2 separate regions of the Homo sapiens genome follow, and region 1 is linked to region 2. A link is a loop called in an ENCODE intact Hi-C map of the cell type or tissue named here. Cell type or tissue: MCF 10A. All regions are shown on one strand. Each heading gives the region's core, and the rest is flanking DNA. Links, peaks and the distances in the headings are about the cores only. Region 1 has its middle 12 kb from the start of LINC02852. Region 2 has its middle 56 kb from the start of LINC01581.

Evidence for each region. Hi-C counts contacts between places; a loop is a spot of excess contacts. Peaks named below come from ENCODE experiments on the same cell type or tissue, not always from the same donor. Only the 100,000 strongest peaks of a DNase experiment are listed, where the experiment ranks them.
Region 1: it touches region 2 in a loop (12-fold over the local background); 8 of 110 quality-filtered maps call a loop at or near these places.

What each region holds. Positions count from the first base shown.
Region 1 is chr15:94,574,106-94,579,497 of GRCh38, forward strand. No RefSeq gene overlaps it. Among named protein-coding and RNA genes, the nearest start is that of LINC02852, 12 kb to the right of the region's middle. RefSeq lists an enhancer at 2,929-3,008. In MCF 10A, for the core only: a CTCF peak has its summit at 3,044 (motif pointing right); a DNase peak (open chromatin) is centred at 3,026.
Region 2 is chr15:94,161,707-94,167,098 of GRCh38, forward strand. No RefSeq gene overlaps it. Among named protein-coding and RNA genes, the nearest start is that of LINC01581, 56 kb to the left of the region's middle. In MCF 10A, for the core only: a CTCF peak has its summit at 2,703 (motif pointing right); a DNase peak (open chromatin) is centred at 2,705.

The sequences.
Region 1 (5,392 bases), core at 120-5,119, 410 kb after region 2:
TGTGACACATAATTATTTTATCTAAAGACATTCTGAGGTTTTTTTTTTTTTGGTTGTTTTCTTCTTGTATCTCCTTATAAAAATATTCAAATGGTAGACCCTGGGTTAAAGGACTTTCTATTAGGTTAACATATTAGATTGCCAATATATTATTTTTTTACTTACAAAAGTGTCAGTTTTATGCAGTTTAACTTAATACTGGTCTTGAAGCCAGTTACTGGCCAAAGTATGAGATAAACCATCTTTATTTATAGACAACAATCATATAATCCTGGATTTCTACTGATTCCCACTATAGCTTGCTGGTTTAGTAGCCATTTGAGCTCAATATCATTAACTATAAATACCTCAAGCAGCAGACATAATAGGGATTTGAGAACATGGCTGGTACAGTAGAAAACAAAACTGTCAAAACAACCAGTTGAATATCTTGTCTCAACACTAAATTGGGCTGGTTTACACACCTAATAAGACCAATCATGTTCCAACTGGTCAGAGAGAGGATCAAAAGCCAACTCATTACAAAGTGGTCTGTTCAGTGGTCAGCAATAAATCTACTCAATATGGTTGTGAACTTGGTTGAGTTGAGCATCAAAAACTACTTATGGTGGGAGTGCTGATGGTAAAAGGACAAATCTACTGGAGTAACTAGAGTTTCTCATTACTCACATATTATCACCACTAGCAGAAATGGTGGAAAGCTCTTAACTGCGAGTTTCTCATCTTACTTGTTGAGAATAATCACTTGTACCCAAATTCAGATATTGTTGCCTTGGTACTAACATACTGGAATGGTAGAATTCAAAGAAGCAGATAATCTGGAAGGAAATACAACTATGGCTAACAATGGCTACCTTCTCCAGGTGCATGGAGGAATCATACCTGCCAGCTTCTCTGAGAGAAGAAGGGGTACTGGATCCTGAATTACAACTGAAGCTCATTCTTTCACAAACAGCAACAAGATAAATGAGGGTCAAATAATCTAGCACTGTGTGAAATTTCAAAACTCAACACTTCCACCCAGAGTTAAAGATGGTCAAATAGAGAAAACAGAAGAGTGAACCAAAGTTCAATTGGAAGTAGAACCACTAAGATAAAGATAGATAGATATCTCATAGTTATATGTATGTGTGTATATCTATAAAATAGCTATAAATACATATAAATATAATATATGGTTATATCTATATGATATATAGTTATAAGTTAGTTATCAATAGATATATAGATCCATTATATATAGATATAACTATAATTATAGATATAACCATATAGTTATATAACTACATATAGATATAACTAGTTATATAGATATACATAGATATATAGATAACTATATAGTTATATAACTATATGGATAACTATATATATATAAAACCATTACATATAACTATATAGTTAATATCAACTTAATACATAGATCTTGAAGCCAGTTACTGGCCAAAGCATTAGATAAACCATCTTCGTTTATAGACAACAACCATATAATCCTTGGTTTCTACTGATTCTCCCTATGGCTTGCTGGTTTAGTAACCATTTGAGCTCAATGTGTCTATCTACCTATCTATAACTACTTCTCAATAAATAGGTTCATCTTAAGTGGAAACATGTAAGTCGTAGAATTCTAAGAAATATGTTCAGCCTAGCCAAGTGTTGTGCTGAACTCCTATTAACCACAACAGAGAAGGCACCAGTTTTAAGAGACCTATGAGGAGACCCAGAGCCAGCAAATGAGACATGGGGTTTTATTAGGAGCTTACATACAGGGGAGAGGGTCCTGTGGCGGTGGACTGGTCAGAAGAACCGCCTTATGCACAGAAATGGCCCAGTGGCATTGGGCTGGATAACATATTTGCATGGCCCAGGCTGGGCAGGAAAACTGTAACCACTTGCAAGCAGCATGCATCTTGTAGAGCATTTTTAACTTAACACCCTTCCCCTAATGACCTCCACTGGCAACCTTCATTTAACACAACACTCAGGGCCCTCAAACCTCTGTACTGCCCATGTTCCACAGAATGGGTCAGGGGCTCAGATGTTCCTCATAGACAGACGATGAAGTTCTGAGTTTGCTATTTTTGGATTCCCTATCTTAAAACACACACTCAGGTGCGTCTGCCAAACAGGGTCGTTCTAAGGGTATGCTTAAGTTATTGCTATCAGGTGCATTTACCCTACACCAAGATGACACACTACAAATCCATCTGGGGAAGCCTGATTTTCACGTATTTACCCAATGTTATCTGCTAGTAGGTATTCCCTGACCATACTGTGCCGTCCTCTGGATACAGCCAGGGAGAGGAGAGAGAGCAAAGAAAGGGTGAGGGGCCAACCAGCCCTGCCTCACCTCTGCAAACATAACATTTTAAACTGCTCTAAGCCAAGCCAAGAAAGAAGTCAGTAAGCCTAAGGCTATTGGAATGGGCAGAACATCTATTCTATTGCTGAGACAAATGAGCAAAGACGGGCTTCTTATACAAGTCAAACAATTCAACACGAGTTTTGGTGTTAGTTATCAGAGCATACAGACTTTGTGTGGTTATGATTTCTTTCTAACCTGGTCCTGAGATCTCTTTGTTGAGAGTGGCCATAGCTGATACAGTCACTCTCAAGAAAAGTCCTAAGTGAAGGGAGAAAGTTAGGTTTTGGTGTGTTACTCAAGTGAGATACGACGAGGCAGGAAAACCAAAATGCATGAAGCAGAAGAAATGTATTACTTACAAATCCCAGAGAGGTTGAGGAGGCCCACGGAATGTCCGAAAGCAGCAGGGAGTGCGACCAGGGGTGAGGCGCTCAGGAGAGAGGAGACCTGTGGGACTAGGCCTTTATTAAGGTCCGTGGATGTCTTGTAGGCCTTTTCCTGGCAGGTGTGGATTGGCTAACTTAAAGAAAACACGTGCAAAGAGTCACATGACTCTTACATTGACCATTGGGTTTTATCATGAATAGCAGCTGTAGGATGCCTTGGATTTGGGGTTGGTGAGATGAGGAACAACCGGGAGGTGTCACACTCAGCCACTAGAGGGCAACGTTGAACTAGGCCAAAGGTGATGGGGCACGACTAGGTTTCAAATAACTTACGTGAGGCTTAAAGCAATGACTTTATTAACTAATTTATGACAAGATTTCAGAATTCCAGCAGAGCGACTGTCTATGAAGGCAGTGTGTTTCGAGAGAAAGTCCTAGCCTGGCAGACCAGGACTTGTGACTCCTCCATTTCTAAAGCCATCATCCAGTCCTGGTGACTTAACTAAATGAAGGTGAGTGCTAATAGATTCAGCCCCCACAAAGGGGAATGATTCTGGTCACCCTTCTCAGAATCAGGTGTGTTCACCGAACAAGGTGGTTAAGTGTGGGCGTCCCTGTGATCCAGGTGCAAGCAATTGGCTGATGAAGAACCGCCTCTTCAGGCCCCAGAAGTAAGCCTTTGAAAGCTCTCTCATACAGTGCTGCCCTGTGCTCTGATGATCTTGGGAAAAGGGGAACTTTTCCAAGGAGAGATTTTATTTGTAGTTATCCCAGATCACCAGAGTAGAGGCTTCTGTATTTGGCCCTAACAAAGAAGAATGCATACCACCCAGAGAGCTTGGACTCTGAGCAAGATGAAGTATGCAGACATACCTTTGCGTGGTCTCCCTTTGGAAAGGAGGGGAGCGTGTTGTAGTTGTCTGTATCAGGCAAGATAATAACTTTAAAAGAGTATAAAGCAAAATGGCAATACCTGGGTGCTAGGTTGCCTTGTGATGAAATGTAGTGGATTTGGATTGTTTTTGTCTGTCCAATACTTTTTCCTCTTTGGGAGAATTGGCTCTTCCCATAATCTTTATGACTGAGTGGGACCCTCACAGCACAGACCTCTTCTTGGTCACAGCAATGGGCATAGGATCCAAGATATGTTCCATTGATCAATTGATCTATCTTTACATCTACCTTTCTTTCTAACTACTTACTTATTTATTAACTATCTATATATTTACCTCTCTTTCCATCTTTGTATTTACTTCTCTTTCACCTATCTACCTACAGATAAAAATAGATGTAGACGAAAATGTGTTTATATATGAAAAATAATGTTACCAGAGGCAACAAATTCCCTTCAACCAGCTTGAATTTGGTTTCTGATATTTGTATCTAAATGGAGTTTGGTCAATTCCACACTCTTTGTCCCAGTTTTGCTTACATAGTATACAATCTCAAAAATAAAGCAAAGAGTATCATTCTCTTCCTTTCCTTTTAAGATAACAGGCACACGGAGAGTTTAAGTAAAATACTCAAGGCCATGCAGCTTTTAAGTTGCTGACCTGGGATGTGAGCTCAAGCCTGTGTGACTCAAGCCTTAGCACATTTCTTGTGTGCCAATCTTTTTTTCCTTTCTTGGTATCATGATAAATACGACATTTCATGGACTCATTGGCAAAAACCACCTGGTTTCACAAATAAAAATGAAGCCTGTGGAGGCACTGTGCAGAAAAAGCAGAGTGTTTGGACATTCAACTATTTTTTAAAAGAGAAAAAGTGAATTTAGCCAGAATCATGTTAATAAATATAGTTTTATATTAATAGCACCTTACATCTGTGCGTCTCTATTTTACAGAGCACCGTGATATATCCTTCCTTTCTCAGTAAATTATTTAAATTACTCTGGTAAGCTGGCAGAGTACTCGTTATGATTGCAGAGAGGCCATGTGTTCTGGGCTCAGAGAGGCAAGGTACTTTGCCTAATGTTTCACAGCTAGGAAGAGATAAAAGCAAGACTTGGGCCCAAATCTTCTGACTCCAAGCTACAGTTCTCCAATTAATGGGAAAAATGGCATTTCTAACCCAGTGACCGTTGTGAGATTATTCTATGTGTGGTATTTTAAACCCTGCTAGGTAATTTAAGTTAAAAAATGGTTCTTTTCTTGTTTCATGGAAAGACGTTGTTTCTGTCTTCTCTCTCTTCCTCTCTGAATCCCTTATTTATCCCACATAACCATGGACCCGAATGTTAATCCCAGTCACAATGATTGGATATATATGTTGATTTCTATGTGCCTGACTGTTAAACGCCAAATAAAACCATTATCACACTCCCAAATTCTTGTTGCTCAAATTCATACCCCTTCTTTCTATTCTTTTTTAAAAGTCCTGATGCAATTCTGATCATGTGGGTCTCTTGCTTATAAAATTCAAAGTCTTCTTTGCATGGCATCTCACCCCTCACCCAATGCGATTCTGAAGCTCAGCCAGGATGGGATCCTGGTCCATGGAGGTCTCAGGTGAGTGACAGAAATATCTTGGGATCTGGGTTTTCTGAGATGCATGGTCAGCACAGCTGCAGAGGGAGGAGGAGAAGATCATGCAGGCCCTTGGCAGCCAGTGAAGGACAATGGGCTTATGTGTAAACATCGTT
Region 2 (5,392 bases), core at 255-5,254:
TCATTTCCAAGAACCCACATAATCCAAGAAAGAGGAAATCCCAGAGCAATTTGGCTTTGGTTTTTCTGCAATAGATCAAACAAAACATAACAAGCCTCACCTGCCCCTGACTGCCTTTTGCCCTGGGTGTACATATCCATGTGTTTGTGTGTGTGTGTGTGTGTGTGTGTGTATTAAATACATTTTCCTGCTGTTTCTATTCTTTCATTATCATAACAGAAAGATAACAGAGCCTGAATAACACAAGACCCTGGAGACCTGTTAGATTAAAAGCTCATGGAGTGCTTTAACCAGTTTTATAGTTGTTATAACGGTGACGAAAACATTCAGAGAGCTAAACCCACGGATATATATATATGTATGTGTATATATGTATGTATATATGTATGTATATATGTATATATGTATGTATATATGTATATATACATGTATATATATGTGTATATATACATGTATATATATGTATATATGTATGTATATATGTATATATACATGTATATATATGTATGTATATATGTACATGTATATATATGTATATATACATGTATATATATGTATGTATATATGTACATGTATATATACACACATATTATATATAAGCCCTGTGATTTCTCATTTATAAATGAGGCCTATTATTTCTCATTTATAAATGATCCCAATGGTTTTTATCTCATCAGGCTGTTTTGAAGCATAAATAAATAAGCAGATGTTCACATATCCAATACATGCGTAGTATAGACATAATACTACATGTGCAAGATCTGTCAGAGTAGATGAATGTGAATTCAGGTGTAGTTTCTGCTTGGGGTGAAGGAACGTTGGGAGGCTATACTGTTTCATGGGAAAAAACACAGGCAATGTTGTCACATCAACCTGGATTAAAACCATTACTTTATCACATACTAGTAAGCTTCTTAATCTATCTGGAACCCCTATGTATAAAATAAACTGAATACCTACTTAACAGAGTTGTTGTCGTGTAAAATGCTTGAATGCCCAGCAATTGAAGCAGATTGGCATAGAGGGGCAGGGCCTGGGCAGAACAAGCATGTGAAGACCTCCTTCTGTGCCCCTTCAGCTCCTTGTCTCACCATAAACCTCAGAAATGCAATGATGCTACCAAGAAAGCGTGCAGCAGCCACCACGAAAAGCTTTGATTTCCTCCTCTTTCTATTGCTCCTTCTCTCTCCTTGGGACTCACGCTAAGAACTTGAACTGTATGATTTCATATCACTTAAGGAAAAAAAAGGAATATTAGGGAGTTCAAGGGGCAGCCACTTGGCAAACATGAAAGCTTGCTTCGGAACATCTTTATAAGCCCCATTTTCATCCAGGTGCTCCTGAGAGCTGCCCCCTGCAGAGCTAACAGAGGCTTCAAGTCCACGCTGCTCATATCCCTTGGCAGCAATTAGAGAAACTGCCCTTCAACATGGGCTTTATTTTATCCTGTGATTGCTAGGGAGAGCTACAAACAGCATCCAGCAGGCAGCGATAGCATTACCTGTTATCATTGTCATTTTCTATTTCATTTATGTTCAACCGCCTTAAATACCGGAAAAGCAGTTTTACTTAAAAGGCTTGGCCCTGCACTTCCAGGTTTATCAGAATAAAGCAGAAACCAAGCTGGAGAGTTTTAAGGGCACAGGAAAAAAAATTAACACCGTTTGGAGACAGGAGGCTTTGAATTATAGTGGGCAAAGATAGCTGGGTTCTGCTTAAGACTTTAAGCATCCAAATAGGTGCATTTAAAATAAATGCCCCCACAGACTTCATCTGAACCCTCATGCCTTTTGTGATCAACATAAAGCAAGCCTCTCAGCAGTAGCTCTCATAAATTCCAAGGATTAATCCACACAGATTGCATTTGGGATACAACAGCAGGTTCGGATGAAGAGCGGGTAGTTTTGTCTGAATGCTTTTCGCTCAGTTAGTAGCAGGACAGCTATCTGTTTTTTGAGACTTAAATTTGGAAATAACTGTCATTTATTGGGTACTTTAATGGGCTAGGTGAGGCCTGTTCAAGGACTTTAGATGGAATTTCATTTAACTCGTACAAAATCTTGTAAGTAGCATTAAAGACGAAGAAATCAAGACTCAGAGAGATAATTAACTTGCTGAAAATCAAATTGCTGGTAAGTAATGGAGAGCCAAAATTTAGGTAAGAAGGGATATCAGAGTCAAGGTGACAGCAGATGTATCTTACTCAAAAACATCATTCCTCTTCCACCAGGCCATACCTTTGACATATGCAAAATAAATATTGCCAAATCTAAGATGCCATCAGTTGTGAGATGCTCTGTCATGTATCATAAAGAAAAGACAAAAAAACTTGTCAATTAAACTGATTCCAAGACACATTCTAATTTCAGATGTAAAATGTGAGGAAAAAAGTGTTTTTAAAGAGCCGTGAAAAAATGGTAATTAAAAAACTAGGCTTAAATGTAAACAACAAAAATGGTAATTAAAAACTAGGCTTAAATGTAAACAACAAAAATGGTAAGTAGAAAACTAGGCTTACATGTAAACAAAAAAATGGTAATTAAAAAAACTAGGCTTAAACGTAAACAGTAAAGAAGTAATACGCAGGCCTAGCTGGAGGGCAGATTGATGATACACAAGGCACATTCTTGTTACCTCTGCTTTCTCCGAAGCTGAGAATAAAATCCAGATTCAATCATTGCCGTTTCTGTATTCTACCTGCAGGGGGCAGTGCAGGCTACTGTATGTGGCCTTTGGCCTCACTGGGAAAGGGTTTCAGAGGATCAGGGGCAGTTGGAGAAATTTTTTTCACTTCTTTTATTTGTATTTGCTGTTTCTGAACTGATTTGAATCACAGTGTCATTTCTGTTGCGCTTTCCTTCTCCTTCTTCTCCTCTCTGATGTCTTCTCTCTCCGCATTTACTCTTTTTCTCCCAAGATTCCCAAAGTCTGAAACAGCTCTACTTGCAGTGAAAAGAAATGCGTCCCCCTTTTCCTTGCACTTCTAATCAGACGTTGACGGATTAGCTAAAGGCGGGGGGAAGCTGGTGTCCTGATTATTCTATGTGCCCATTTATCTGGAGAATGTTTCTCAGGTAGATCTTCCTACCTCTTGATGTACTTGATGAAATCTATTTCTATCACTTTCCTCCTAAAACCCTCAAATACCCCGTCAAATCCCATAGGATAAGTCTAAGCATGGAAATCTATCTTAGCCTGTTTCTCCTACCCTGTTCTGCACCACTACACCAGGCTGCAGCCCGTGAACACATACTGTGTCCATTCCCAACTCCGGGCCTTCACTTATGGCTGCCTTCTCTCTGAAATGTCCTTCCCCTATTCTCTGCTCATAAAACATCATGCTCACTCATCCCTCAAAACTCAGTTCAAGTTCCTTAGTGAAACCTTCTCTCACTTGAACTTCACAGCCTTCCACATACATCCCAACCATCTTAGCAGCCTTCTGTGCACAAGCTCATTGGCAGGCTGTCACTCTAGCAGCTATCAATGTGGCAATCTTCCTCTTTCGTTCTTATTTATATCTGTTTTCCCATTACATAGCACAGGGCTGGAATGATGGTAGGTACTCAATTCATATTTATTAAATTCATAATCGAATGGCTCTTTTCTAAAATACACTACTTCTGATATATCCTAGGTAAGTTATCTTTAACTTGTACACATTTAGGTCACCCGGAAAGCTCTTGAAACTCCTCATAAACAGACCCCACCCCAGACCAATGAAACCAGAACTTCTGTGGATGTAGCCCAGGCATGAGCATCTTTGAAAGTTCTCCAGCTTTCAAGACGCAACCAAGGCTTAGAATTACTGCCATTGCAGTGATTTACAAAATGTGGTCCCAAGGCCAGCCATATCAACCTTTTATGGTAAAGGCAAATTTTTAGGACTCACCCAAAACCATAAATGCAGAAATGGCTGGGGAGTTTGGGAGTGGTGGCTGGGGGGCGGGGGGGGGGGCAGGGTAGCAATCTGTATTTTAAGAGACCATTTATTTAGTCAACGCATACTACAGTGTAAGAACCACTGCCTCGTCCTGGCGTGGCTCACGCCTGTAATCCCGTTGTGTCCGGAGTTGGTTCCTCCATGCCTGTAATCCCAGTGTGTCCGGATTTGGTTCCTTCCAGTAGGTTCGTGGTCTTACTGACTTCAAGAATGAAACCGCGAACCTTGCTGGTGAGTGTTACAGCTCTTCAACGTGGCAGGGACCCAAAGAGTGAGCAGCAGTAAGATTTATTATGAAGAGTGAAAGAATAAAGCTTCCCCAGCAAGGAAGAGGACCCTACCACGTTGCCGCTGCTGGTTGGGGTGGCCAGCTTTTATTCCCTTATTTGTCCTCCCCCCATGTCCTGCTGATTGGTCCATTTTACAGAGCGCTGATTGGTCCATTTTACAAAGTGCCAATTGGTCCATTTTACAAACCTCTAGCTAGCTACAGAGTGCTGGTTGGTGCATTTTTGCAGAGCACTGATTGGTGAATTTATAAACCTCTTGTAAGACAGAAAAGTTCCCCAAGTCCCCACTGGATCCAGGAGGTCCAGCTGTCTTCGCCTTTCAGTAGGACTTTGGGAGGTTGAGGTGGGCGCATCCCCTGAGGTCAGGAGTTCGAGACCAGCCTGGCCAACATAGTGAAACCCCGTCTCTACTAAAAATACAAAAATTAGCTGGTGTGGTGGGACGTGCCTGTTATCCCAACTACTCGGGAGGCTGAGGCAGGAGAATTGCTTGAACCCAGGAGGTGGAGGTTGCAGTGAGCCAAGATAGTGCCACTGCACTCCAGCCTGGGCAACAGAGCGATACCCCGTCTCACACCCACACAAAAATACTAAAATAAAAAAAAAAACCCACTGCCTCCGAGATTCACTTTAAATAATGTTGCAATGTTTTGTGTGAATGAATCCTTCCTCCACCTTGTTCCGATTTTATTCTGGGCACTATTTCTTCCATATACTTACAAACAAAAAGCAGGCTCATATTAGATTTTTTTTTTAACCCAGTTTGGTCTTGTGATCTACATCAATCCATCTTGTGACCAATATCAATGCAATAGCCCAAAAAGATATTTTACATGTTTATTTCATGCCTTAAAACAACCAGAAATATCATTGTCATGGCTAATTTCCAAATTATGAACTAAAAATTGACAAAAAACGAACATACATTGGACTTTCACTATGTGCCACACACATATTAATACACTTAACATGTATTATGTTAAGTGCTTAATTATCTCACAACTCTAAAAAGTGAGTACATTAGCACATCCATTCTACAGATGAGAAAAGGAAGGCTGGAAAAAGACATGATGAATCCAGGGGGAAGAGCAGGGATTTGAATTCAGATCTGCCCTGACGTCAAGTTCTTCTTTGGGGTTTCATGATTTTCCATTTTGTA